Linked DNA regions of Homo sapiens: region 1 is linked to region 2. The links are chromatin loops, found by intact Hi-C in ENCODE. Cell type or tissue: IMR-90. All regions are shown on one strand. Links, peaks and the distances in the headings refer to the core of each region. The heading gives the core; the rest is flanking DNA. Region 1 holds the start of LOC101930496 (a long non-coding RNA gene). Region 2 overlaps QTGAL (queuosine-tRNA galactosyltransferase).

Region 1 (16,814 bases), core at 4,499-12,498, 150 kb after region 2:
GGTGCCCTGGCATTGCTGTTGCTGGCACCTGCCGTGCCTTGGAGGGGTCTCCAGTGGGACCTCTGAGCACGGCTCTTCCTGTACTTCTCAGAGGTGAGCAGAGGGCATTTGTGGGAGAACTGGAACCTGGGGAGGAAAAACCCCAAGGCTGGCAAAGACTCCCTGCAGTCTGTCCAGTGATCCACTGAGGCTGAGTGGTGGAGGACATGGAGGCCGGCCCGGGACCAGGACATGGAGGCCGGCCAGGGACCTGGGGAAGAGAGGGCCTCAGTCTGGTGAGACCAGCCTGGTGGGTGCCTGGGGAAGAGAGGGCCTCAGTCCTGTGAGACCAGCCTGGTGGGTGCCTGGGGAAGAGAGGCCCTCAGTCCGGTGAGGAGACCAGCCTGGTGGGTGCAGGCCACCCTTGCCTGCTGTCAGGGCCTGCCCTTCTCTCCGGCCTCCAGCTGCTTTGCCCCAGCGATCAGGCGCCTGAGCTTCCTCCCCCGAGCCTGAGTCCAGCTGAGCTCCGTGTGGCTTTCCCGGTGGAGCAGACTCTGTCTGATTTCCCAACGGCTGGCGCCTCCCAGGGCGTGCTCCTTGCCACGGAACAGCCCCTTGGGGCCAGGTGTGTACTCCAGGCAGTGGCCCGGCAGTGCTGGGAAGTGCCGGTCATGGCTGCTGCACGTGGGTTGCTGTCTGGGAGAGTCCTGTGGTGTTTGCTGAGGGCGGAGGACACCGAGGACAGAGAATGGGCAACTTCCAGGGAGGGCCCAGATGCAGCCACGACTGGGGTGCATCTGGGATACCTCGTCCAGGGACACTCCCCACCATGGCCTGGTGCCTGTCCAGCAGGAAGAGCTTCAGGGCAGTAGGAAGGGGGAGTGGCCCCAGCTGCAGAGGGAAGGAGCTTGGTGGCAGGGCGGCAGGAGGGATGGGAGGTCAGGCTGACGTCCACTGGCGAGAACACTTCAGATGAAGATAGTGTGGACCCCTGCCCAGTCCCAACACAGGCCCCAGACGCCCTGAAACCCCAGGGGCTCAGCCCAAAGCAAGGGCAGGAAGCATTGCTTTACTGAGAAACCATAAAAATGTAGAATTCCACCTCAAACGCTGCTGTGGCCGATACTGAAGGTTAGAAATGAGCCGGTGGGGCCCGACACGGTGGCTCACGCCTGTAATTCCACCACTTTGGGAGGCCGAGGCAGGCAGATCATGAGGTCAGGAGATCGAGACCATCCTGGCTAACATGGTGAAACCCCGTCTCTACTAAAAATACAAAAAGAAATTAGACGGGCCTGGTGGCGGGCACCTGTAGTCCCAGCTGCTTGGGAGGCTGAGGCAGGAGAATGGTGTGAACCCAGGAGGCGGGGCTTGCAGTGAGCTGAGATTGCACCACCGCACTCCAGCCTGGGTGATAGAGCAAGAAAAAAAAAAAAAGAAAGAAAAGAAATGAGCAGGTGGGTGCTTCCCAGGGGGGCCCCGTGGCCTGTCGGCCCCATGCATGATGGCCCTCAACTCAGCCACAGCTCCCAGGGCAGCTGTGGCTCCTTGGGTGGCCCAAGACAGCTGCTGCGTGGTGTGAGCTTCGCTCATGAGGCTGGGCAGAGGCTGGGATCCCAGGTGTGAAGATGGGCCTGGGTGGTGGCTGCTGGACCTTGTTGTCACAGATGTGCCACCTGCTTCCCAAAACCGAGCACCAGGGGTCTGAGAGGTTGCTATGGGAAGGTCGCTTGCTCCAGGGGGCCCTGGAACAGTTGCTAAGTTTAACGCCCTGGCCCAGGATCCACCTGTCCTGCTGCAGACCAGCCCTGCTCATTCCTCCCTCTGGCTGTGAAGATGGAAGCCCATGGGTTGGATGCCTCGGGCCAGGGCTGTCACGCAAGGAAGCCTGGGGAGGACTGTGGCACTGACCCCATGGGCCATGGTATCGCCTCAGGGCCCTGCCCCTCTGATGTCCGTCTCCTCGGGGCCCCGCCCCTCTGGATCTCGTCTCCTCAGGGCCCCGCCCCTCTGGATCTCGTCTCCTCGGCGCCCCGCCCCTCTGGATCCCTGTCTCCTCGGGGCCCCGCCCCTCTGGATCTCGTCTCCTCGGCGCCCCGCCCCTCTGGATCTCCGTCTCCTCGGCGCCCCACCCCTCTGATCCCCGTCTCCTCGGCGCCCCGCCCCTCTGATCTCCTCTCCTCGGGGCCCCGCCCCTCTGATTCCAGTCTCCTCGGCGCCCCGCCCCTCTGGATCTCCGTCTCCTCGGCGCCCCACCCCTCTGATCTCGGTCTCCTCGGCGCCCCACCCCTCTGGAGTTCCGTCTCCTCGGGGCCCCGCCCCTCTGGATCTCGTCTCCTCGGCGCCCCGCCCCTCTGATCTCGGTCTCCTCGGCGCCCCGCCCCTCTGGATCCCCGTCTCCTCGGCGCCCCGCCCCTCTGGATCTCCGTCTCCTCGGGGCCCCGCCCCTCTGGATCTCCGTCTCCTCGGGGCTCCGCCCCTCTGATCTCCTGCACGCACCCGGCCTCGCCTGAAAAGCCCCACGTACAGCAAAGCGGCCGTGTCTTGGTGGCCTCTGCCTGGGGCGCTATGGGTGGCCTGTCTATGCCTCAGTTTCCCCATTCTTGATGAGAGGGAGCTGGGGTCGCTACTGGTCACTCGGGCCCCAGGCAGACCAAGGCTCACTTCTGTCCACTCCCTGGCCCCATTCCCAGGAATCCCACCGGTTCCTGGCCGGGGTCTGGAATCTGTTCTCCCAGTCCAGGACCTACCCTCCCCTCCACTTCCTGCCTGCAAGCTCTGTGGTCCTTCCTTGTCTTGAGTCCAGGGTTCCCTGTGCTCCCAGTCCAGCCTCCCTACTCAGGGCCGAGGGCACCAGGAGGATGGTCGTTGCAAAAGAATATGGGAGGCCGGGTGCGGCGGCTCACGCCTGTAATCCCAGTACTTCTGGGAGGCCAAGGGGGGCGGATGACTTGAGGCCGTGCAACACCTGCCAGCACCAGCATTTGACACGGAATCGAAGAAAACAGGCAGGACATACCCTGACTACACTAGTACAAGTCATCGGCGTCTCGGGGTCCTGGGTTTTAGAAATCACACTGTCAGGGAGGGCTGATGGGGTCCTGGGTTGGAGGCTGGAAGTGGAGGAATCGAGGCATAGGCAGAAACTTGAAGGAAGGGTCAGCCGAGCTGGCCAGAAGGGGGCTCCTCGCCACGGTCCCCAGGGAAGCACTTTGCTCATGGGCCCCGGCCCTGAGAGAGGAGCTCCTGCCTCTTCCCACTCGGAGAGGGCTGACAGGAGAGGCTTGGCCTGGTGTTTCCTGATGAGATAGCGGGCACGTTCCGGGAAGCGGTGAGCAGGCCCAGCAGACATCAGATGTGGTGCTTCCTGTCTCCTGTGAATGCGCCTGGCCCTTGAGGGGGGTCTGGGATGGAGAGTCGGGGGAGGGGAACCCCACTCGCCCTTCTCCTTGTTGTTCTTGGCAGCTGGACTTGGGCAATTGTGCCTCCACCCTCTGGAGGGGCCTCCCCCTGTGCTGGCTGCAGATCAGAGGGGCGATGGGGAGGGATCCACCGGTCCAGGCGGGGGCTCACCTTCCAGACCCGGGCGTGGGCGAGAGGGGTGCATGGGAGGACGCCCGATGCCTCAGGGCCCCCGGTCAGCAGCGAGGCACAGACTCTCCTCTGGGCGGTGATGGCCCTGCACGAGGTCCGTGTGCCGTCTGCCTGCACAGGGAGAGGAAAGGATCACGCGACCATGGGTACGTTGGCCACCTGAAGGTTGAGTCCCGCAGCCTAGAGACTGGAGCGTGGGGACCAGGAGGAGCTTCTTAGCGGAACTGGGCTGGGGCTCATGCAGCCCTCCAGGAGCCCCCGACGCGACGCCCTGGCTCATCCCGGGTGAAGAGGCTGCTGAGTCTGAACTGATGACAGTGGACGGGTGGCCGCCGGTTCCCAACGCATGGTTGGGCCTGGAACCCAGGTGACTCTGGGAGATGTGGTCACAGTCACAGCCGTCTGTGGGCCTTTGGGTTCAAAACAGCGCGAGTCACAGGAGACAGAAGGGAATCTGAGCTTGCGATTGCTCATTCTTGTCACCCTCCTGGCTCTGGGACACCTCTGCCATCTCCTACCAAGGGTACCCCATTCCTGGCGAGTTGGAAAGTGGCCTCATGGGCAGAAAACGAGGGCAAAGGGAGCTGCGTGCTGTGAGAGACGTCCCCGCACCCACCCTCCCCACCAGCTCCCTTGGGCCTTTCCTCCCTCCCAGCCCCACCCACAGCCGGGTGGCTCCCTTCACTGTCTCTCCTGGGTTTAACTCAGAGGCTGGCGAGCAGGGGCTGACCAGTGTGTGTCGGAGACTCTCCGAGTGGCCAGCACGGGCAGGGAGCTCATAGGCTTGGCCCTGAGACCAGGTCCTGTCTGAGAAGGAGGCAGGTCCTGTCTGAGAAGAAGGACCCCCACCCCTCCTGCCTGGGACCCTGCCTTAGGCTCACTCTAATGACCTAATTTCAATTTGATTGAATGCAAATCTGAATTTGCTAGAAGACCTGATTTCATCTTTCCGGGTTCAGTAAACATGACATTCTCCGTGGGGGTTTATTTGTGGAACTCCCAGTCAGAGCTGCTGCCCCAGCCCAGCAGGGCTCAGCGACGTGCACTGGTTTTAGGAGTAAATCCGAAGCAACAGAAGCGTTCGCACTGGCTCTGGGTGCAGCCTGCATCTTCAGCCCTGGGGCACTGATGCTGGGCAGCTTCTCGGCTTCACTCGGGAAGGGACTCAGGAGCGAGGTGGTGGGGAAGCCAGCAGCTTGGCTGAGGCGGCAGTGGAGGTGGTCCAGCTCCGCGACTGCTCCCACAGAGCAGGGCTGCCGCTCGGGCAGTGTGCAGAGTGCAGCCGCTTGGGGCCAACTTGCCATCATATGTATAACCACTTTTAATGACATGCTAATTAGGGGGCGGGTTATTCAGATATAGCTGGAGGATGGGCAGTTGCTTCCAGGTGTTGCCAAGGCAGTGAGAGCAACGGGAACTGCCCTTGGCGCCTCTTCCAGCTTTGGCCTGTCTTTGGTCGGGTCCGGGGACCAGGCTTGCCTACCACGTTTTCTGTGTCAAAACAGTCACGCAGAAATAAACAGTGACAGCACTGTGATGAGAAAAGCGAAGAAACAACTTATTTCAACTTTCTGACTTTTGTTGTGGCCTCAGCACTTTTGTTTGTGCTTAACATTGAAAACAGTGAGGCAGTGTAAACTGTGAGATGTGATTTTTCATTTGGTAAGTGCAAATTTTAGTTCATTCATGAAACCAGTTTTGAAGATCTTTAAAATAGAATTTAGTCGACCTTAAGAATTGTTAATTGTTTACAACTAAAGACCAAAAATCCAAGAGAATAAAGCGTTGCACCAGTGGTAGGGGTTTGTAGTTGCCTAAATTGTACCTTTTACAGATGTTTCATTTTATTAAAACTCACTAGTCACTGGATCTTCTATTCAACATGGTGATGGGATGAAATTATGTATGACAACTGTGCTCCCTGAAAAGACATGTTTGCGTCTGATCCCCTGGGGTCTGTGAATGTGGCCGTATTTGGAAACAGGGTCTCTGTAGACATAATCAAGTTAGGATGACATCATGAGGACAGGCCCTAATCCAGTATGACTGGTGTCTTTCCGAGAAGAAAACAGAGACACAGAGGGCGAGACCCACGTGAAGGCAGAGGCAGAGATTGCAGCACTGTGGCCAAAGGCCAGGAGTGTCCAAACCACCAGAAGCTGAAAGAGGCAGGGCAGGGTCCCCCGAGAGTGGTCGTGGGGAGCTCCCTCAGGCAGATACCTCGCGGTCCTGCAACTCCTCGATCGCAGACTCTGGGCTCCAGAGCTGTGAGACAGTTCAATTCTGTTGTTTTAAGCCACCTTGTTTGTGGTCATTTGTGCCAGCAGCCCCAGGACGGTCACACGTGCACCATTCACTGCTGTATTGGGTTAGACCCTTGCACTGAGGGCTTTGGGAACCTGACTGGGTTGGCTGCTGGACAGGGGACTGTGAGGGCTGCGGGGGGTGTCGGCGCAGGAGTGGAAGGTGCCCCTGCTGGGATGGGGGTCCCTCTGTCCCCTTCTCCTTCTGGAGAGAGGGCCCTCATGGGGCTGCCCAGGACACAGAGCTACTTGTAAAATCCTGCCCCCATTCCAGCCTGGGGCTCCTGCTGGGGGCAGGGTCCAGGAGCTTCGGGACAACATATGGACTCAGGGCCCGAGGTGGCCTTTATGATATCCAGGTCTCAAAGGAGGGGATCCCGGGGAGCTTGGGATGCGGCTCATCCCCAGCCTGAGTCTTCTTCCTTCACTGTCACCTGTTGCCCCTCTGGGAGCTGCCGTTGAGAATGAGGAACGTTCCAGGTGGTCTGTGCCAGCAACACCACTGCAGGCTCGGGGGCGGGGGGAGACGGGCACGGAGTGTCACACACAGGTGCTGGACAGGAAGTGGGCTGAGGGCCAGCGCAGGAGGTGGGGGGCAGACAGGGAGGGGGCGTTGCCCAGGTGCTGGACGGGAAATGGGCTGAGGGCAAGTGCAGGAGGTGGGGGGCAGACGGGGAGGGGGCATTGCACAGGTGCTGGACGGGAAATGGGCTGAGGGCAAGCGCAGGAGGTGGGGGGCAGACGGGGAGGGGGTGTTGCACAGGTGCTGGACGGGAAATGGGCTGAGGGCAAGTGCAGGAGGTGGGGTGCAGACGGGGAGGGGGCGTTGCACGGGTGCTGGACAGGAAGTGGGCTGAGGGCAAGTGCAGGGGGTGGAGTGGCCACTGGACCTGGCTGACCAGAGCAGAGAAGGTCTATGAAGAGAGATGGGAGAGGAAGATGCAGAAGGATTTAAAAATAGGGCTTTGTAATTTTCAAACAGCATACAGTATGCTATGAAAGAAAGGTTAGAAAAATTTTTTAAAGTTAGCTAAAATCCCATCACCTGGAGATAAACACAGATGACATTTTAAAGTTGCACCCGAGTTAAACAGTGGCTCTGAGCATCCTCAGAAGATGAGGCACTCTCTAGTTTTCTGAGTGGGGAGTTTAGTGACGAAGCTGTTGCTTCGGGAGGAGGACGAGGGCAGTGTGGGCACTGGTGGGCGTAGGGGGGACGGGGCTCTGGGTGAGGACAAGCAGAGGGAGGCTCACAGTGCCACAGGCAGGTCCCAGCCTCTGCCTTCAGGACAGACCAGACCCCTCAGCCTCTGAACTGTGTTCGGGCAAACGGGATTACGACTCTGAGTGACTGGAAGGCCCCGCTTGGTGCTGAGTGCACTGGCACCCATGTTATGTCTGTGGCACAAGCGCTCGATGAGGTCTGCACGATCACTGCAGATGATCACTGCACCATCATTCCTCGCTGCACGATCCTTCCTCGCTGCACGATCCTTCCTCGCTGCAGGATCCTTCCTCGCTGCACGATCATTCCTGGTTGCACGATCCTTCCTCGCTGCACGATCCTTCCTCGCTGCATGATGATTCCTTGCTGCACGATCCTTCCTCACTGCACGATCCTTCCTCGCTGCACGATCAGTCCTCGCTGCAGGATCAGTCCTCACTGCACGATCCTTCCTCGCTGCATGATCCTTCCTCACTGCATGATGATTCCTTGCTGCACGATCCTTCCTCACAGCACGATCCTTCCTCGCTGCACCATCCTTCCTCGCTGCACGATCCTTCCTCGCTGCACGATCCTTCCTCGCTGCACGATCCTTCCTCGCTGCACGATCCTTCCTCGCTGCATGATCCTTCCTTGCTGCACAATCATTCCTCGCTGCACCATTATTCCTCACTGCACAAGGGAGGAAACTATAGCACAGGGAGGGTGAGCCACTCGCCCAGGGCCACATAGCTGTGAGGGGAGAACTAGGAATTCTCATCCAGCCTTCAGGAAAATTACATGTGGACTGGATGTGACGGATCTTGAGCCACGCTGACAATTGAGTCCCTGTCCCTCAGTGGGTTTCAGAAGAGAGGCCTCCCCTCTCCCACATCCCAGGAGCTCAGAGGCCCTGGGATGGGCCGACAGTTCTTGGCCAGGTGGCTGCTCCTGCGGTCACAGCACTTGGAGGTGCTGGCCTGCGTGCAGACGCCCCCTGTGCCTGTGGGGTCCTCTCCGGGCCTGGCCTGGCCTCAGTCCCACTGGCCACCCTCGCTCGGGGATCGCTAGGGGTCCTTGGACCTCAGACCATGCAGGGCCTCCCTTTGCAGAACAGGAAAATAGGACGGCCACCCTCAGGCCACCGTCCATGAGCATCACAGGGGCAGGTTCTTATCTCTGGGCTGGACGTGTCAAGGCTGGGCTTGGGGGCCAGAAGCTTCCCAGCAGGCCTCCCACTGGCCACAAGACACAAGCAGCCCCTCAGCCCTGCAGCCACGTCCTCTCTGACAGGGCCCCTCTTGCCCCAAGCCCAGCCGGGCCACCGTGGCCAGCTCCACACACACATCTGGCTGAGCACTCACACCAGGCTGCGGGGTGGTGTCACGGCCCAGGAATGCAGGAAGACGTCTGGGGCTCTGGCAGAGAGGCATGGCCATGCGCCAAGAATGTGCCTTGTAGAGACATAATTATGCATTGGGGGAATACGGCGTAACAAACCCGGTGGATGCCACCGACTCCACTTACTTTACTGAGAGCTGAGAGGACAGCAAAGTGCGGCACTGACCCTCAGGAGGGGAGGGCGCTGGCTGGTGCCCACCGTCCTGCAGAGGACTGAGGGATGCGTGGGCATGGGTGGGCACAACCGTGGGGGCGCTGGCCTGGGGGAGGAGGAAGGAGGCCGGGCGAGGGCGTGGGCAGCGCTGTCCTGGCTGATGGCTGAGGAGCCAGGGCGCGGCCGCAAGTGCGTGGCAGCGTGGCAGGGCGGCTGAACGACCCCATTGTGTGGAGTGAGGCCGAAAGGCCAAGTGGGACGGGCAGGGAAAGAAGCACATTTCATAACTTCAGTCCACTGTGAGAGGACTGCCTGCCCCTTTTAGAAAACTTGGAAATCACAGCAAGTCTCCAGCAGGGAAACAACGCCATGGGGGAGGGGTCTTATCTCTGGGCTGCGCTATCTCCCCACCCAAAGACCACGTCAGCCTTCCGGGCATTTCTTTCAGAATTTTAAGCCACATGTCTGTGTGTGTCTCTCTGTGCGTACAAACACGTCTGTTTATGTGTGTCCTCACATCGCTGGGGTCATGTTGTATGTGTTGTAAAAATTACTTTTTAACTTGTGTAATATGTGTATATATATATAACAAACCCTACCGTCTTAACTGTTTTTGAATCTACAGCTTGGTGGCATGAAATACATTCATATTAACTGTAACTGTCAATTTCCAGATGTTTTATCTTCCCGAGCCGAAACTCTGTCCCCATTAAACACGAACTTCCCAGTCCCCCTCCCCCAGCACCCACCGTTCTGTTTCTGCCTCTATGAAGCTGACAACCCAGGGACCGCGTACGAGTGGAATCAGCAGGATTTGCCCTTATGTGTCCGGTTATTTCCCTCGGCACAGTGTCCTCAGGGTTCATCCGTGTCACAGCAAGCGTCTGACTTTCCTTCCTCTTCCAGGCTGGGTCACAGCCCTTCATGTGGATGGACCACGTTTTATTCACTCATCTGGCAACGGTCCTTCTGGCTGTTGTGAATAACGTGGCTGTGAACGTATACGTCTTGTTCTGTTCAAAGCAAAACACACATTTTCATTCTTTCAAAACTGTCCTTATGTTTCCTGTGGAATGCCCTGGACTCAGGGTTTGGGGGAGCCGGTCATTATATCACACCCGGGGTTTTCGCTGGAAAGAGCCTCAAGCCGTATGTGCTCTCCCGACGCCATCCTCCCCACAGTTGGCTGTTGAGAATTTTTTCTCTTTGGAGGACTGTGGGGTCTCTCTAGCCTGGCCATCCTGAGTCCAAGTTTCTTTTCCCTGACAACAGACAAATGAGCGAGTAGCCCTCTCAGTCCACGAGCTGACCCTTCAGAGGCTGGGGTTGCAAACCCTGATCCTTGGTGGGCTGGGGTCGGCCTCTGGGAGCCCCTCCTTCAGAGTGAGGGGCTGGTGCAGGTTTTCTTTTCTCCTCACTGAGAGTTTTTTCTGCTGCCTGAGAGAAGAGGGTGAAGGCTCCCGGTAAAGAGGATGGGGTGCAGGCTCCTGAGCCCACCGACAGCCCCGTCCAGCGCTGACCTGTGGGAAAACGGCCTCTTGGCAGGTCAGTCCAGGCGGTGGTTTCCCTGGAGCCAGGGGCTGGGTTCCAGAGCCCGGCCTTCCACCCCTACAGCGGGCAGGGCTGACGGGCGCGAAACTGGGAGCGTAGCTCTGGGAGGTGGCCTCGGGGAACCATTTTCCCACCGGGCGGGCCCTTTTGTTCTCCTGTCTGTGCGCGCAGGGCAGCCAGGTCCCGGGATGGACCCTATTTTGAGAGATTTATTGACTTTCTTTTTCTTTTGAAAGGGCTGTGGCCAGGCAGAATATTGAAGCGAAGGAGCCCGACAGTAGCCGCTCTCTCAGGGTCTAAGGCAACAGAGAGCTCCCAGGTGTGTATAGAGCGGGGCGGGAGTCGGGTCTGCAGGACGGCCGGTGGGGAAAGGCCACGAGGTCTGCAGCTGGGGGCCGGGCCGTGCTCAGCGGTGTGTGGTGGGGACACCAGGAAAGGCTGTGGGGGGTCTTGGGAGTCGGCACCCTCCCTGAGGGGCCCTAAGTCCCTGCCAGCTTGTGGAACCAGAGGGTCCCTGGAACAGTCTGTGTGGACCCCCAGGGTCCTCTCTCCACCCCCGGGCGTTGACCTCCTGCGGGATGCTGACCTGACTCGGGTGTGTGGGGGTGTGCCCATGTGTGTCCTTGAGTGGGTATGTGTAGGGGTGCGTGTGTGTGGCTGTGCAAATCGCCAACGACAATCTTCCGTCCAGGGAAACGGACGCCGTGTCCCTAGGAGGAGTGTGGCTTTTCCTGTCCTGGGCTGGGGATGTGGGACCCCTTTTAACCTACTTTTGAGAGCAGATCTGGGGGGGCTTGTTTTTTAAAAATCACAAAATAAACATAACTATTGTTCTCCCACTGATGAAATTACCCATTTTCACGACCCAGGGGCGATCTGTTTTCATCCCTTCGTGTAGGCCACTGCGGACCTTTTCTCCTTTTATGCACACGACAGTATGTTTTCAGGCTTTTCCAAATTAGGAGCACATTTTATATATTTGTATAATTTTCTGGATTGATTTTTAAAATGGAATCTTGTGGACAGACTTCTGTGACCTTAACTGTGGATTTACATCAGGCTAATGGTTGTGAAGGTTTTTATTTTGTGAACACCATCAATGGATGTTGAGATTTTAGGTTCCCTTTTTCCTTGCATTATAAACAATGCTTTTTCTCTCCTTCTCCCTTTGCATACACTCCCAGCAGTGTCAGTGAGCTGGGGCCTCGTGCTCCTGGGTCCTGGCGGGGCACGAGGCTGGTACGGGGAGCTTCTCCTAGACTGTGTGGCCCCTTAGCAGTGTTCCTACCGTGCAAAGGCCCTTCCTGGTTTACAGAAAGGATCTGGAGGGGGAGAAGAGCCTCGCGGCCCGCATGATGTTGGACCAGCGTTTGCCTCCTTCTGAGGCCCCCGCCTCCCACCAGGCCTGGCGCTGCTTTTCACATCTCCGCCCCAGCCCAGGTCCAGCGTGTCTGAGTGTGGACTCACCCTCTGTTCCCAGCCCCAGTCCATGGATGTGAATAAAACGGAAACTAGAATTCAGGAGCCTGAGAGGCCAGGATGCCAATCTCTGTAACCTCAGGACAGAGGCCTAGGGGCAGGGGGGCCTGAGTGACAGGCCAGGGGAAATGGGGGGCTGTGTGACAGGCCAGGGACAATGGGGGGCTGTAGCCATACTAGCCATACACGGGCTGAGGCCCAGGGTGTCCCCTGGCCGCTGTCCTCTGCATAGGCCCTGAGGCCAGGGACTCCTCCCACCTTGTTCTGGGCACTGGGGGCTCAGCTCAGGCCTGTTCCAGCCCCACTTTGATGCCCAGGAAGTCCCAGGATGAAATCACAGGGACAGAAGCCGGGGCTACGGCTAAGACCCTTTGACATGGAAATGCTGATTCGGTGGCTCAGGGGCTTCCCACCCAGCTCCCTCGGGAGGCCTAGGCCAGGGCGTCAGGGTGGGGTGCCCGAGCCTGTTCTCCCTGCCGGAGGGCCGGTGTCCAGGGGCCATTGTCCAGGCCAGGGCTCACCCGAAAGGCCTGGAGCCTCACACGCTTTCAGGTAGGAAGTGTCCTCGGGAGCCTGGGTGGCCCCTGCAGTTGTTTTGGGAAGGTTTTGCTCTGATTTTTTCCTGCATAGCTGAGGTAAGTGCAGTTTTTGCCCTTTATTCATTGGAGAGTCTGGCCTGTCCCGCCGAGCACAGCGTTTCCCTCACGCTGGCCGTGAGCACACAAGGGTGTCCAGGGGCCACGCAAGCCTCTGGAAAACAGACAGACGCCAGTGCTGTACCCCCTGCTGCGGTCCGCAGGACCAGGACCCCGCGACCCTCCTTGAAGGGGCAGGTCCGCTGGTGGTGGGGGGCACAGAGGGGCCCAGGCCGGGGTGTCTCAGAGGAAACCAGCCGCCCACAGACATGCTGGGCACCCATATGGTGGAGTCCTCTTGGCCACAGCAAGGGATGGAGCCCCTGACGGACTCAAAGCGTGAAGCCCAGAGAAAGGCACCACACGGGAGCACGCGGGGGTCCCAGGACAGGCACAGCCACCCACGCGGCCACAGGTGGGGTCCCGGGGCAATATATATATATATTTTTGAGACGGAGTCTCGCTCTGTCGTCCAGGCTGGAGTGCGGTGGCGCGATCTCGGCTCACTGCAAGCTCCGCCTCCCGGGTTCACGCCACTGTCCTGCCTCAGCCTCCCGAGTAGCTGGGACTACAGGCGCCCACCACCACGCCCCACTAATTTTTTGTATTTTTAGTAGAGATGGGGTTTCACCGTGTTAGCCAGGGTGGTTTCTTATCTCCTGACCTCGTGATCCGCCCGCCTCAGCTTCCCACAGTGCTGGGATTCCAGGCATGGCCACCGCGCGGCCAGCACGGGGTCTTTCTTTATTTCCCAGGTGGGTCTTGAACTCTTGGGCTCAGGTGGTCCTCTTGCCTCGGCCTCTCAAAGTGCTGGGATTACAGGCGTCAGACACTGCGCCTGGCCACATTTTTTATGTGTGTGATTCACAACAGGGGTTTAGGGAAGGGAAGAGATAGCAAAAAGAAAAGTTCTCGTCTCAGTCAGTACCCCTGCCCCAACAAAAACCCCAACCAAAAAGCCTCACAGTAATTATCTCCAGCAATTTCCACCCTTTCTCCCTAAGAAATTTGAGTTGGGTGGTGGGTGGGAGGGCTTGTGCTCCCCCAGAAGCACTGAGGGAGAGGGAGGTGCCAGCGTCCACCCTTTGTGTTAGGTTTAAGCAAGTGCTGTCTCTGGTGCGTGGGGCCAGGGCCGGATGTCGTCGAAACACCGGAGCAGCCCAGGACTCGTCGCAGAGGGGAGCAGGGTGTATCTTACAGGGGCCGATGGTGCAGTCAAACCTCAGGGTCTACGGTTTTTATGGTTGCCTCGAGTCTCGTCCAGGCTGGGTTGTCTTGGAACCGGGTCTCCTGTCCAGTGTTTGCACGGTGTCATTAAAAATCACAAAACGTATGGAAGTGGTGGGTAAAGACTTTTCAACTTTGGTGATTTTGTTCTTCCCAATGGTGGAGAGAGCTTGCAGGGTCAGGAGCTGCGTGATGAGCTTGCTAGAAGTCCATGGGTGAAAACAGCCCTTGTGTGGCTCCCGGGTACGGCTGGCCGACCTGCCTAAAGCCAGGCATGGACCCGAGGTGCCCACACTGCTTGGAGCTGGTGGCACAGGGCCCGGTGTCCCTTGGAGAATCAGATCTGCCTCCATGGACTCACACCTCCTGTGTAAGTGGCGGGTTGTGTGCGTGGGGTGGTGGGACACCTGGCAGGTGGCAGAGGCGGCATCCCAGGGGGTGACTGACTTGCGATTTTTCTTCTGAGTGGGCACCCAGCCTCCTTCGATGCCCTCGGTGGGGAGAGTGAGGGGCACGAGCTTGGCCCTGGTGCTCAGACGCTTCTCGGTTCACTCCGGGGCCGCACCCTCAGGCCGCTCCATCTTGGACAAGTCTCTTGGCCTCGCTGGGCCCTGCGCTGTGCAGCCTCTGCCCTTTCCTCTCCAGGTTCCTGTTTCAAAGCATCTCTCTGAGGGGCTGGGGTGCCACAGGGGCCACCATATGGGAGGGCGGTAGCCTCACAGGAGCCAGCAGTGGGGCCATTGGGGCCTGGCTATGGGCAGCTAGGTGGCAGGAGGGGCTGAGGGGTCTCTGTGGTTGGGTCTGAGGTGAGGCAGGTTTGAGTTGGGCGGGACTGGAGGGGAGGGGAGGCGACGCGGGGCCCATGGAGGTGGACTTGGTCCACCGTCACCCCACACCTTCCTCCAGCACATCCTTCCCGTGGGTGGAGTCACAGCCCTGAGCTTCCTCTCCCTGCAGCCCTGTGGGGGAATCTGTTCTGTGCTCAGGGGACGGTGCCTGGTCCTGGGGGCTGGGCAGAGCTCGGAGGGGCCTGCCCCGGCAGCTTTGGTGGCTCGGGTGCTGCAGAGGCCGGCAAGGGCTTCGGCTCCGAGCTTCGGTGAGATTGAGGCCAGCGGTGCAGCTTGCAGGACGCTGAGGTGCTGTGAGCCCTGGAGGCCGACTCCAGACTCTGGCCAGCATCCTGGCAGCTGGGTGACCACAGGCTGTCTCTACAGCAGCCACCACTCCCGACACCACTCTCGGGTCCTCCTGGTATCGAGGGACCTGCTCGGGGTTGCCGTGGAGCTCGGAGCTGCAGGGTGGCTGAGGCCGGAGGCTTAAGACCCCAGTGTCAGGAGTAAATTAAAGGCGGGTGAAGGATGAGCGTGGATTGTGGGGGCAGCCAGGAGCCCAGGACCTCGAGGCCTCGTGGGGCCGGGCGGCTTTGCTGGCCTCCTGCAGCTGACAGGCGCCCTGGTGGGCAAACACTGAGAAATCGTGATGGGCGTAGAGATGACTGACCAGAACGTGCAGGAAGGAGGTGCTGAGCCTGAGGAAAGGCTCGGACGGGCAAACCGCAGGAGAGCTGGCCCAGCTCAACTCCAGTCCCACTGCAGCCGGGAGTCCTGGGGTGTCCCACGCTGACACCGGGGAGGGAGTCGTCCAGAAAGCAGCACCCACTCAACTGGAGAGGAGTCTTTCTCCACACATGAGCTGGGGGTGGCCACCGGCCCTGTCGTCCTCAGAGACTCATGGCCCGTCCGCCCAGCCACACATCCCTCTGTCCAGCGTGCTCGGGCAGCAGGCACTGTCGCTGGAGTGTCATGGCCACCCCAGGGCTTAATTTGGAGGTGCCAGATTTGATGGTCATCAGCCTGGGTAGGATTGAGGGCTTGTCCCAGACAGTCAGGAGACAAGCTGGGAGAACATCACTGGAGACAGATAATAAAGGCACTGACAAGCCCTGCGTTGACATGAGGTGCTGTCTGGAAAAGGCTGAGCCTGGTGGGGAATGGGTCCCCTGGAACGCGGGCCTGGACTTGGAGGACAGACGTAAAGCATTTGAAGGTCTCAGGGTGACGTTGAAGGGGCAGCAAAGAGAAACTGAAGACTGAGCTTTCAGAAGCTAGCTCACCAAACAGGGAGGCCAGGTCCGGTTGCCCCGCAGGCAGTGGCAGATCCCAGCTTTTCGTGTTTTGTCCTAGTGCCCAAGGTCTAGGAGATGGTTTTATTTTATTTTTAGTTTTTGAAAAATAGAGATGGGGTCTATGTTGCCCAGGCTGGTGTGGAACTCGTGGCCTCAGCGGATCCTCCTGCCTTGGCCTCCCGCAGTGCTGAGCCACCAGGCCTAGCTGATTCTGTAAGCCACGCAGGTGAATAATTCTGCAGCTCACAGCGTGGGTGGTTGTCTCTCCGGCAACCTGACCCGCAAAGGACACAACCGCAGGAGAGAGGTCAAGAGGCCCCTGCCTGCGGGTGTTAGGAGGTGTCATCTTAACATCCATGTTCATGGAAGACGTGTGCCTTCAATGGAAACTGTCCGTCGTCTGGGTCAAAGTTGGCTACAAAAACCTTCTGGGGGCTTCCTGGTCGGAGTCAACGTTTACCATATAGAATGCGGGCTTCTGGGCATAAGGACAGCCTAGAAATCTCTCTGTTATATAGACATTTTCCTTTTTAGAATTTGACCTTGATGTGCAAAGGAAATAAGTATACTATTGAGGTATTATTATTTGGTCCACAGTTTTGGAAGCCTCCCATGTGTGCACTGTGGTCGGGGTTGTGTGTATGACACACCCGCTTGGCCCCCAAAGAGCTTGCCGTCTGCTTCCTCATTACCGTACACCAAACAAAGGCCTTGGACATATTGCTGTACGTGTTCTATGTGCACATAAACTTGGAACTGAACACAACCAAACAGGTTGCTTACCTGCAGGACTGTCAGAAACTTTAATGAGCAAATGTTCATTGTGCATCTCCTTAGGCAACAGGGACCTTGGGCTGGGACAGGCTGTGGGGTCTTGGATACCTGGCATGATGGTTTAAAGTATATCTGCTACTTTGACAGCCCTCCTTCCAAAAGGTAGAGCCCGGTTCCTCTCCCCTGAACGCGGGCTGTGCCTCCGGACCTGCCTTTAGTGAGTAGGATATGGTGGGAGTGATGCTCTGAGACTCCCCAGGTGAGGTCAGAAAAGGATGGCTTCTGCCTGGTGCACTCTCTTGTCATTCACTTTGGGGGAGCAGCTGCCCTGTTGCAGGGCCTGTAAGCAGCCTGTGAGGCTCACCCTGTGGGGAACTGAAGCCTCCCC
Region 2 (12,204 bases), core at 1,906-9,905:
CAGATGCACACAGATGCTGACATACAGGGACATGATGTGTGCTCAGCTCACGTTGCCAGTGGAGTGGACACCTGGCCCAATGCCTAAGAGAGACTGGCTGTCCTACAGTCAGGCCACCTGCCCCAGCTGGACGTAGCCACATGCCTAGGTGGGGATCCACCCCTTCCATTAGACCCCAACAGGTGGGGACAGATGAGAAGCTGTCACTTAAGAATCTAGAAGGTTCTGGAAGGCAGAATTTCTGTAGGACGCAGAGGACTGGACTTGACCCAAGTCCAGTTTCCCAGAGAAACCTTTGTCCATAAGGACACATGCAACCATCCCATAAAATCCCAGCGTTCACACTTGGACACGACCTTCTGCCTCAGGGTCGCTGCCCCGAACCCTTCCACTCCCCTGGGAACCTGGTCTCTGTTCTCCCTCTGCTGTGACAAGTCGACCCCAGGCTGCTGTCCCGGGGGGAGCAGGCTCCTTCCCATGACCTGCTGCTCTGCCCAGCGCCCAGCCCCATCGCTGCCCGGGCCCTTCCCAGCCCCGCCCTCTCTCCTCCCACCGCAGCCCCTCCCCACGTGCCCCATCGCTGTCTGCCTGTGTGTGCCTCTCCCTCAACCCTGCTCCTGGAGCTGCCCGGGCTGAGCCCGTCTCAAAGCCCCAGGAGCTGGACGGGCCAGAAGCTAGAGGGGCAGGGGATGCAGAGGCCAACGGGGCCAGAACGGCGTGGGATGTGTCCCAGATGCTGTCCTCCCCAATGGCCGCGATGTAGCCACGCTGAAGCCCGGTACCCCACAGACCCTGCCCTGGCCGAGTCCTGGGATGCCCTCTGCTGTGTCAAGGGAGCTGTGTCCGTGGGAGTCTCCTCCGGGGTGGGGTCTGGGCCAGACACAACCAACACTGGCTGGTGACGGGCCTCCCCTGAGCAGGGCCCTCGTGGGTTCAGCCTCGGGATCGGGGCAGGATTTCGCTGTTCTACGATTCTGCTGCTGCCTCCGCCTCCCGGGATAAACTTGTGACTCCCCCCCAACCCTGTGGCACCCCCTGTTTGTAGCAGAACCCCCACAGGCAATGGGATGGGGGGGATGGGGGGACACGGGGTCCCCTCTGTCAGCTCAGGGAGCTGCAGGGCTTAGGCACTGTCAGGGAGGTCCTGCCTGGAGTCTACCTTTTCCTCCCCAACCCTCTGCAGCCACCTCAATAGTCCGGACCCCACCTGGGACACAGGGAGATGCTTATCCCAGTCAGTGACTTGGGGACACTGAAGCATGTGTGTGTGTGTGTATACTGTGTGGGGGTGTATGGTGTGTGTGTGTGTACACTGGGGGTGTATGGTGTGTGTGTGTGTGTACACTGGGGGTGTATGGTGTGTGTGTGTATACTGTGTGGGGGTGTATGGTGTGTGTGTGTGTATACTGTGTGGGGGTGTATGTGTGTGTGTGTACACTGTGGGGGTGTATGGTGTGTGTGTGTGTATACTGTGTGGGGGTGTATGGTGTGTGTGTATACTGTGGGGGTGTATGGTGTGTGTGTGTGTACACTGGGGGTGTATGGTGTGTATGTGTGGGGGTGTATGGTGTGTGTGTACACTGTGTGGGGGTGTATGTTGTGTGTGCACAGTGTGCATGTGTGGTGAGTGCATGTGTACATGAGCACGTGTACAGTGTGTGCAGGTGTTCGGAGTACATGCCTGTATGTACTGTGTGGATGTGTGTACACGCATGTGTACACGTGTGTGCAGTGAGGGCCTGTGCATGCAGTATGAGTACATGTATGCAGTGAGTGCACATGCCTGCATGTACCGTGCAGATGTGTGTACATGCAGTGTGTGTGCACGTGAGTGCGTGTGTGCAGTGAGCGTGTGCAGTGAGTACGTGTGTATACTTTCGTGCACGTATGTGTGTGCATGCTGTACATGTGGTCTGTGTGCACGTGCAGTGTGTGTGTGTGTGTGAGAACCTGGGTGAGGACAGCTCCTGCAGACGGCTGCGGGGACTTCCCCACCAGGTGACGCAGCCTCGCCGGGTTTTGGCATCTTGTCCTTAGCAGCCCGGGTGTGTTGGGTGTCTCGGGGCGGGGGGACGAGCCTGATCCTCCTCATCCACTGACATCAGCTTAGGGACCCCAGGGGGTTCACGTGACAGGAAAGCAGTCAGGGCTCCAGAAGAAAGCGGGGGGCCTCTGTGGCCGTGGGTGGCACGCGAGGTTTGGGGGGCCTCTGACACCGGCCTCCTCGACGGCCCCTTGTCTCCTGGGCTTTCCTAGGGGTCTCTGGTCTGAAAATGTTGGCCCATCGTAGGAAGGTAAAATGTAGAAGCAGCCATGATGTCTGTATTTGGTTCATCTTCATTTTTCACATTTTAAAAAGTTCTCATTTAATCAGGGAGAACAGGCTCCCCAGGGCGCCCTATGCCTCTCTTTTTACATCCTCAGAGGAAGCCGTGGCCCCGCCTTAGCACCGGGAAAGGTGGAAACCCAGTTTTTCCCAAAAGCACAAGACAGCATTTCTGGAAATGTTGCAAAGGAGCTGAAGTGTCAGGGACACGTCACCGCATGAGGAGGCGGCCAAGGTGCCGGTGGGCATAAGGGAGAGGAGCGCGGACGCGGGAGGCCCCAGCATGCAGGAGTGAGGATGATGCCCCCAATGGGGAAGCTCGTGGCCCTCCTGCCAACCCCCCAGCCCCACCCCGTGACCTTGGACCTTAGACCCCCTGGGGAGCTGGGATCTTGCCGAGAGTCTCAACCCCATCACGGCAGGCCTGGGACCATCGCGGCTCCCACACCCACACATGACCCTAGTTGGGGTCTTGAGACTCCGGGGGCCCTGAGTACCCGTAGGGGCCGAGACGCAAGCCTCGGACGGCGGCCTGCTTTCCAACTTAACGCTGCGGCACGCGGCAGGCAGGTGGCCGAGACCTCTGTGTCCTCACAGTTCTAAGGAGGGAACTGTCTGCCCGGATCTAAGGAAGGAATTCTACATGCAGTTTCACCCCGATTTGCCTCACCCCTGCCACGGCTCCAACGCAGCCACGCGGCACCCCCAGACCCGGGCCCACGTGGCCGCTCCTCACAGTGACACGGGAGAGGGAGGCGGACCCCGCAGCACTGGGCGCGTCCTCACTGGGTGCTGCGATTCCCTGGCCGTGCCTCTGCCACCCTCCACGGCAGCTGCGCCCCCCAGGCCTGTGGTCCCCGCCGGACCCCACTCATGAGACTCCCGTCGGGTTAAAGGGAGCACAGGGTTTCAGAAGGACCCGGCGCGTGGTCATTTTACCTCTGGGAACTAGGGAAGGACGTTCGGCCTTCACCCTGGCGCTCCCTGGCGCCCTTGGGAAATGCCCCTTCGTGGACGCCGAATCCCCGCCACCCTCGGGATGTGCTGTTGCCCCGTGTCCCACCAGACCCTGGGTCTCAAGGCAGAGCCTGACCACAGCCTCTGGGGTCGGCCCCACCAACCCCGGCCCCGACCTCGGGCGCCTCCCGTGTTCCTGGCCTCTCAGGCGTCCCGGGGCCGGGCGGGGCTGACTCACTCGAGGACGCAGTGCGTGGCCGCCTGTGGGTGGTGGCGATACAGCAGGAGACTCTGGTCCACGCGGATGACGCCGCCGCCCTTCCTGAGGTGCTCGTAGAAGAACAGCAGGTCCTCCGGGACGCCCTGCAGGGCGGGAGAAGCAGAGGCATCACTGGGGCCCCAGAAACGCGTGCCTGCCCCGGATGCACACTACACCTGCGCTCAGCCGGCCAACCAGGAACCGGTGGAAAAGGCTTTTGTTGCAAAGAAACCGGTCTAGAGGCTCAACAGGGACGTGGGGCGGCGACCACAACAGACGTGAGCAACCGAGCTTCTCCACAGGCGGGAAAGAGGGGAAGGGAGGGTGGGCTGGGTCTTGGTTCTGCCCCAAATTCCATTTTGAGCAGTAAAGGTCTCAGGGCAAAGAGGAAGACAGGCAGCCGAGGAAAGGGGCTGGGGTGGGTCAGGGTCTCACAGCCACGGCTCCTGGATGGCTGGTCCGGCCTCCGTCCCCATCCTTTCCTGCCAGTGGCTGCAGCCCCAGAAGCTCAAGGGACTCAAAGTGCCGACTGTGGGCAGAGGACAGTGGTGCTGGGTGGGCGTGTGGGGCTGCGGGCAGGGGAGCCCAGCAGTGGGGAGGCAGCCCCGGGCCTGTGCCAGCCCTGCTCACTTGTCCAAGCTCAGAAACTTGAACCTCAGCCCACGGGGCTTATCCCCGAACACTCCCTCCATGTCAGTGGGACTCTGCTCCAGAACATTCTGCAGGCATTCCCACCAGACTTTTCTGTCCTGTGAGAACCTGGGCCCTGCTTTCCCCGGCCCATGATCCCAGTGGCCCCTGCCCTCTGCTTGCTCCTCTCCTGGGTGACCCCAATCCTCAGCCCAGGGCTCTGGGCCTTGTGTGGAGCCGGGCCCCTGTCGCTTTCTTAAATTCAAACAAAACTGAGGGAGGAGCAGGGCGTGGAGTCTGGTCTCCTCGTGGTTCTCTGCGGCAGCTCACCTGGGTCAGCCGCCCGGAGACACCTTTGCTCCAGGAAAGGGCAGGTTTTCTGAGAGCCTAGCAGCAGGGCCAGTCTATCACCAAGTCCAGCCTCTTCTCTCCTTGGCTGGTACACAAACTTCAAGTGCAGGTCAGTAAAGTCCCCAAACTATCACGGCCCAACCGCTGGCCTGTTTGCTCCCAGGACAGACAGGCAGTGCTATGGTTCCACGTCCAAAAAAAAGGCACTGTTTAACCTCCGCCTCTCCAGGGCGATCCCTTTTACAAAAACCACGATGACATGGAAAGATTTGTAAGAAGATGCTGAGTCAAAGAACAGACCTCAAAATCATGTGTCAGCCCTGCTAAAAGTTTATCCACCATAAGATAAAGACAAAGGAATCACAGAAGCCCACATGCTGTCTCACACGGGTGATTTAGGGTGGAGGGTCCCGCGGGTGCTGGTGGACACGGACCCTCACACGGGTGATTTAGGGTGGAGGCTCCCGCGGGTGCTGGTGGACACGGACCCTCACACGGGTGATTTAGGGTGGAGGTTCCTGTGGGTGCTGGTGGGCACGGACCCTCACACGGGTGATTTAGGGTGGAGGCTCCCGCGGGTGCTGGTGGACACGGACCCTCGCAGGGGTCACTGAGGTATTTTCTTTAATTTTCTGTGTCTTCAAAGGCAGCTCTAAAGAGCACTGGAACTCTCAACATGTTACAGGTTTAAGAAGAGAAAAAAGGTTTCTCTCTTCCTATCACCAGAAGAGCCCGACCCTTGGGGTTTTCTTATTTTCTGGCAGTAAAGTGAGAATTTAGTCAACAGCCGCTCCCGGGTGGTGCCTCTGCCCTGGGAGGAGGGGGACGCAGAGGATCTGTCCCATTTTTCTCCCCTCCCCTGATTGCTGCTGCTGAGACCTGAGAGGCCCGAAATGGCCTCACTCCTCCCCCAGGCTTTTCCCAATCAGCCTCCAGGTGCCTGGACTGCCCTGTGGTGTGGAGGACCCCTGGCGGGGCGCAGGGAGAGGGGGAGGGGTCACAACCCAGAAAGGCATCAGGGAAGAAGCCGAGTGGAGGAAGTGTGGCCGCCGCCCAGCCCCAATCTGCTCACAGAACCATCCTCGGGCAGCCTTGGGGGATGGAGCACCCAGAACTGCCTGGAGGAGAAAAGCGTGAGCTAAAGCCACTCCCAGGAAGGCCGGGCCAGAGGCTGTGGAGACTCGGATCCTGAGGCAAAAGGAAGCCGAGTCAGGGACGCGCTTCCTTCCCCAGGGCTCGTCCCCAGCGCCACCCGCCCTTCTCTAGAGCCCCATCCCCAGCGCGAACCTCCAGGAGGAAGCAGCAGTCACCACGCGGGGACAGAAGGGGGAGAGCTCGAGCCAGGGCCCAGCGATTGGAGTCCGCGGAACGCAGGGACATGAAGTCCAGCAGAGAAAACTAAAAACTGGCAACACTTCCATGGATAAAAATTCAGCCTCTCCCTCTACAATAGCAACAAACCCCAAACCAGGAAACAGAGACCCCTGTAAATAACCCACCAAGATAAATTCCACACCCTCCACCAGTGTTTCAGGCTACAGGGTGGGATATGCGGGGAGGTGGCGGAGACCCATCTTGAATCAGAAATTCAAGGACTAAGTGCAAAACTGGACCCTAATGGGGTGGGTCTAGAGCATTGAAGAAAGTGCATTAGTGCTTGGCTAGGGCTGGCAGGTGGCTGTTAGATGAGGTGCGCCCCTGGGTGCAGGAAGTGTTTTTTGGGGGATGACAACTTCCTAACATTAGATGGTAGTGGTGACTGGTGATTGTACAGCCCTATAAATTTGCTAAAAAAAAATTGAATTGCACATTTTAATAGGTGAATTGTATGGCATGTGAATTATACCTCAATAAAGCTTTTATATAAAATTGGATCGATTTAACTAAAAAAAGAAATTTTAAGAAGAGACAAAATTGGTTGGGTGTGGTGGCTCATGCCTTTAATCTCAGCACTTTGGAAGGCTGAGGTCGGGGGGGTGGATTGCTTGAGCCCAGGAGTTCGAGACCAGCCTGGGCAACATGTCGAAACCAGTCTCTACCAAAAATAGGAAAAAAGTAGCTGGGCATGGTTGTGTGCACCTGTAGTCTCAGCTACTCAGGAGGCTGAGGTACAAGGATTGCTTGAACCTGGGAGGCAGAGGTTGTAGTGAGTGAGCCACTGCACTCCAGCCTCAGGAACAGAGTGAGACCCTGTCTCAAAAAAAAAAAAAAAAAAAAGGAACAAAATATATGAAAAATGAAGACTAAATTACAAAATCCTTAAGAGAAAATGATTTTAATTAAAAATTTAATAAGGGACACTGAAGAAAGGAAAATAGAAATTATATAATGAAAGAAGTGAAAAGGGTTAGAAAGACTAAGAAAATCTAACCAACATAGAATTGGAGTTTTTAAAACACAAAAAACAATAGACATAGCTAGTATTTAAAACGGACGCCTACAGGTGCGTCCCACGGGGGATGGGGACACGGACGCCTGCAGGTGCACCCCCACGGGGGGACGGGGACACGGACGCCTGCAGGTGCACCCCACGGGGAGGACGGAGACATGGATGCCTGCAGGTGCACCCCCACGGGGAGGACGGGGACACGGACGCCTACAGGTGCACCCCCACGGGGGGGACGGGGACACAGACGCCTGCAGGTGCACCCCCACGGGGGGACGGGGACACGGACGCCTGCAGGTGCACCCCCACGGGGGGGACGGGGACACGGACGCCTGCAGGTGCACCCCCACGGGGGGATGGGGACACGGACGCCTGCAGGTGCACCCCACGGGGAGGACGGGGACACGGACGCCTGCAGGTGCACCCCCACGGGGGGGACGGTGACACGGACGCCTGCAGGTGCACCCCCACGGGAGGACGGGGACACGGACGCCTGCAGGTGCACCCCCACAGGAGAACGGGGACATGGATGCCTGAACGTGCACTCCCACAGGGAGGACGGGGACATGGACACCTGCAGGTGCACACCCACAGGGAGGACGGGGACATGGACGCCTGCAGGTGCACCCCCATGGGGAGGACGGGGACACGGATGCCTGCAGGTGCACCCCCATGGGGAGGACGGGGACACAGACACCTGCAGGTGCACTCCCACGGGGGGGATGGGGACACAGACGCCTGCAGGTGCACTCCCACGGGGGGGACGGGGACATGGACGCCTGCAGGTGCACCCCCATGGGGGGGACGGGGACACAGACGCCTGCAGGTGCACCCCCGGGGGGAGGATGGGCTCCCCTTCTCCCTCTGTTGTCCCAGAGACAGCTCTGCCAAAAGCTTCCGTGTCCTGCGCTTTCCCAGACACAGCTTTTAAACCAGGATGCAGTAACCTGGAGCCAGTGTAGGTCAGGTGCAGATGCCCAGGGCACCCACAGCCTTCATGCAGAAACCCCCTGCTTTCAGCAAAACAACTAAGATGCTGGCAGGTGCCAGGAGGGGGCACCGGGAGGACCCTCAGGCAGGGGTTTCCTAAATCTGCAGAGCCCCGGAGGCATGGCAAGGCGGAGGGTGGCCAGTGTGCAGAGCCCACACACAGAGACAGGGCCCCGAACCTGGGGGAGGGACCTGATTCCCGCCTTCGGCCCTTACCTGACCTCCCTCGTTAAAGGGGCCCACGTGGGAGAACCACGCTCGCGAGCAGAACCAGGTGGGCATGATCACCGTGGGGCCATTTGAGGTGAAAACCTAGAAGCAATTAACGTTGACAGAGTTAGCGGAAAAGAACAGCTTGTCACAAACAACCTGCAGTTTATTTCCACAAAGTGTCACGAGAAAGTGACAGATGAATCCGTGTCCCTTCTCCACAGGGTCAGGGCCTCAAGAGACTTCACCACGGGGCCGACGTGTCCCTTCTCCACAGGGACGGGGCTCAAGGGGCTTCATGACGTGGCTGACGTGTCCCTTCTCCAGTGCTGTGATCATCACTCACTGTAGCCTTGACCTCCTCAAGCAATCCTCCTATCTCAGCCTCCCAGGTAGCTGGGACCACAGGCGTGTGCCACCACACCTGGCTGATTTTTACTTTTTTTTTTTTTTTGTAGAGATGTTTGTCACTCTGTTGCTCAGGCTGACCTCAAACCCCTGGCCTCAAGCGATCCTCCCACCTGAACCTCCCAAGCAGCTAGGACTATAGGCGCACACCACCGTGCCTGGCTATTTTCTTACATTTCTTTTGTAGAGATGGGGTCTCACTACACTGCTCAGGCTGGTCTTAAACTCCCGGCCTCAAGCGATCCTCCCAGCTCAGCCTCCCAAAGTGCTGGGATTACAGGTGTGAGCCATCATGCCTGGCTCAACGGAGATTCTAAAATGTATATAGAAACACAAAGGACCTAGGAGAGCCAGCACAATTTTGAAAACCATGAACAAAGTTGAAGTTTCATGACTGTATTTCAAGATTTACTACAAAGCTATGGTGATCAAGGTTGATTGGTATCAGCTTATGGGCAGACAGACAAACGGAACAGAACAGAGACCAGAAGCAGAGCCGCCTGGCTGGGGTTTGATGTTTGCTGAAGACATCAGGGGCGTCAGTGGTGGAAATGAGAGATGGCGCTGGAACCACTGGTGTCCTTACAAACCATGGCCCTCAACCCTTGCCTCAGGCTCCAAACACAAAGCCCCAGCCTCAGACCGGACCTCAGTGAGCTGAACACAAAAGAGGCAACGAGCTCATCCAGGGAGAACATTCGTGATTATGGGGTAGGCAAAGGTTTCTCAGGTAAGAAGAGGCACAAATCACAGCAGAAGACATGGATAAACCAGATGCCACCAAAGTCAAATATTTGGTTCTTTGAAAGATCCTGCAAAGAAAACGAAAAGATAATCCAGGCTGGGACAAAACATTTGCAATAAGTGCGTTTCACTGAGGATGTACGTTCGGCGAACACTAAGTACCCTCAGCACCCATTAATAAGAAGACAGGCAATGAGTTAAAGATGGGAGAAGGGCTGAAAACACTTCCTCAGACGTAAATTAGTCAGGTCGTGAAAACGTGCTCTATGTGACTAGTCATCAGGGAAATGAGTTTTCGGTAGGGAAGTCCACCTAACGGCCTCATCTGAACTTTGCATCTGCAAAGACCTTGTTTCCAAACAACGCCCACATTCTGAGATTGGGGGTGAGGACACCAACATATCATTTTGGGGGGACACCATGGAGCCCACGACATTTTCACTTCTTGGGTGGCTGAAGTGATGTTTTCCTATAACTGACACTGAGATTACGCCAGCATCTGTACGTTCCTGGAGGTGCTGTGTGTGTGAACACGCAGGTCAGGCAGAGACACAATGGCTGAGAACCATCGTGTAACACAGCCTCGTCTCACTGTGGATCCCTTTGAAGCCTAAAGACTTTCTGCTTGTCGTCCATCCTGAGGAAGGTCGCTGGTTAAGACAAGTCCTCATCAGCACAGTGGCCCTCACCTGGGGCTGATTTGTCCCCAGGAACATTTGTTTGGAGACATTCGGGGCTGTCACACTGCGGGGGTGGGGGTGCTACGTGCATCTGGTTGCAGATTCCAGAGACAGAGAAATAAAATTCGAACTGCAATGAAATACCATTGCACCCTCTAGGACTGTTACAATTTTAAAAACTGAAAATAAGGCACAGTGACTCACACCTGTAATCCCAGCACTTTGGGAGTCCGAGGCGGGAGAATCGCTTGAGCCCAGGACTCTGAGACCAGCCTGGGCAACTCTACAAATAATAATAATAATAATAAAGTAGCTGGGCATGGTGATGCTCCCCTGTAGGCCCAGCTACTCAGGAGGCTGAGGTGGGAGGATCCTTTGAGCTCCGGAAGTCAAGGGTGCAGTGAGCTGTGATCGCACCACAGCACTCACTCCAGCCTGGGCGACAGAGGGAGACCCTGTCTCTTAAAATATAAAAAGTAAAAATAAAAATAAACACTGACAGTACCAAGTAAAAATCTTACATAACGCTGAAGGGAAGGAAAAACAGTATAAACACTTTGCAGAGCAGGCAGGCTCTTAGAGAGTTAAACACAGACTTCCACGCAGCCAGCCGTTCCAGTCCTAGACATTTACCCAAGAAAAATGCAAACACACGTCCATCCGGCACCATCCATGTGTGTTCACGGCAGCCCCAGCACCCGTCCCCGTGTGTTCACGGCAGTCCCAGCACCGTCCCCGTGTGTGTTCACGGCAGCTCCACGCACAGCAGCCCCAGACTGGAGGCCCCCAAATGTCCGTCAACAGTGAATGGATAAGCCCTGTGGTGCCCGTACCACGAGTCCAGTGGAGCCCTCACCAGCAACCAAGGGAACAAACTGCCGGTCAGGGCAGCACAGATGTCTGTCGGCAACAGGGAAGGGAGGCAGTCACCAGTGTGCACGGTGCACAGATGTCTGTCAGCAACAGGGAAGGGAGGCCAGTCACCAGTGTGCACGGTGCACAGATGTCTGTCAGCAACAGGGAAGGGAGGCCAGTCACCAGTGTGCACGGTGCACAGATGTCTGTCGGCAACAGGGAAGGGAGGCAGTCACCAGTGTGCACAGTGTGACCCCACTTACACAAAACCCTAAAAAGTGGGAACCTAACCTAACCTGCAGGGACAGACGTCGCATCTGTGGACGCCTAAGGCTGAGGGTGCCTGGGCCTGACTGCAAAGGCATAGCCTTAAAATTTGTCTTGTTGGCCGGGCGCGGTGGCTCACGTCTGTAATCCCAGCACTTTTGGAGGCTGAGGCGGGCGGATCACTTGAGGTCGGGAGTTCGAGACCAGCTTGACCAACATGGAGAAACCCCGTCTTTACTAAAAATACAAAATTAGCCAGGCATGGTGGCACATGCCTGTAATCCCAGCACTTTGGGAGGCTGAGGTGGGCGGATCACCTGAGGTCAGAAGTTTGAGACCAGCCTGGCCAATGTGGTGAAACCCCATCTCTACTGAAAATATAAAAATTAGCTGGGCGTGGTGGCAGGTGCCTGTAGTCCCAGCTACTCTGGAGGCTGAGGCAGGAGAATCGCTTGAACCCAGGAGGCGGAGGTTGCAGTGAGCCAAGATTGTCATTGCACTATAACCTGGGTAACAGAGCAAGACTCCATTTCAGGAAAAAAAAAAAAAAAGAAAAGAAAATTTATTTTGTTTTGTTTTGAGACAGAGTCTCGCTCTGTCGCCCAGGCTGGAGTGCAGTGGCGCGATCTCAGCTCACTGCAACCTCTGCCTCCCGCATTCAAGCGATTCTTGTGCCTCGGCCATCGGAGTAGCTGGGACTACAGGTGTGCACCACCACGCCTGGCTGATTTTTGTATTTTAGTAGGGACAGGGTTTCGCTACATTGCCCAGGGCTGATTTTTGTATTTTTAGTAGGGACAGGGTTTCGCTACGTTGCCCAGGCTGGTCTTGAACTCCTGGCCTCAGGTGATCCACCTGCCTCGGCCTCCCAAAGTGCTGGGATTACAGGCGTGAGCCACTGCCCCGGCCTAAGTAAAAATTTTAAAGCCCAGCGTGGTGGTGCACGCGCCAGTGGTCCCAGCAGAGAGGCTGAGGTGGGAATTCGAGCCTCGCCTGAGGCCAGGAGTTTGAGGCTACAGTATGCTGTGCTTACACCTGTCAACAGCCACTGCACACCAGCCTGGGCAACATAGCAAGACCCCATCTTTTAAATTTTTTTTTTATACAGAGTCTTGCTGTTACCCAGGCTGGAATGCAGTGG

What was found. Hi-C counts contacts between places; a loop is a spot of excess contacts. Peaks named below come from ENCODE experiments on the same cell type or tissue, not always from the same donor. Only the 100,000 strongest peaks of a DNase experiment are listed, where the experiment ranks them.
Region 1: it touches region 2 in a loop (7-fold over the local background); 3 of 110 quality-filtered maps call a loop at or near these places.

The regions. Positions count from the first base shown.
Region 1 is chr17:83,101,457-83,118,270 of GRCh38, forward strand. It overlaps LOC101930496 (a long non-coding RNA gene), which reads left to right and starts at 10,358. Exons shown (of 3, transcript XR_007065980.1): 1 at 10,358-10,505. RefSeq lists enhancers at 7,663-8,488, 8,688-9,284. In IMR-90, for the core only: no CTCF peak of the experiment used is centred there; DNase peaks (open chromatin) are centred at 8,495 and 9,055; H3K4me3 peaks cover 411 bases; H3K27ac peaks cover 1,388 bases.
Region 2 is chr17:82,957,536-82,969,739 of GRCh38, forward strand. QTGAL (queuosine-tRNA galactosyltransferase) reads right to left here. Exons shown (of 13, transcript NM_001009905.3): 7 at 8,116-8,211; 8 at 3,522-3,646. Among named protein-coding and RNA genes, the nearest start is that of QTGAL, 88 kb to the right of the region's middle. In IMR-90, for the core only: a CTCF peak has its summit at 5,851; DNase peaks (open chromatin) are centred at 4,776 and 5,816.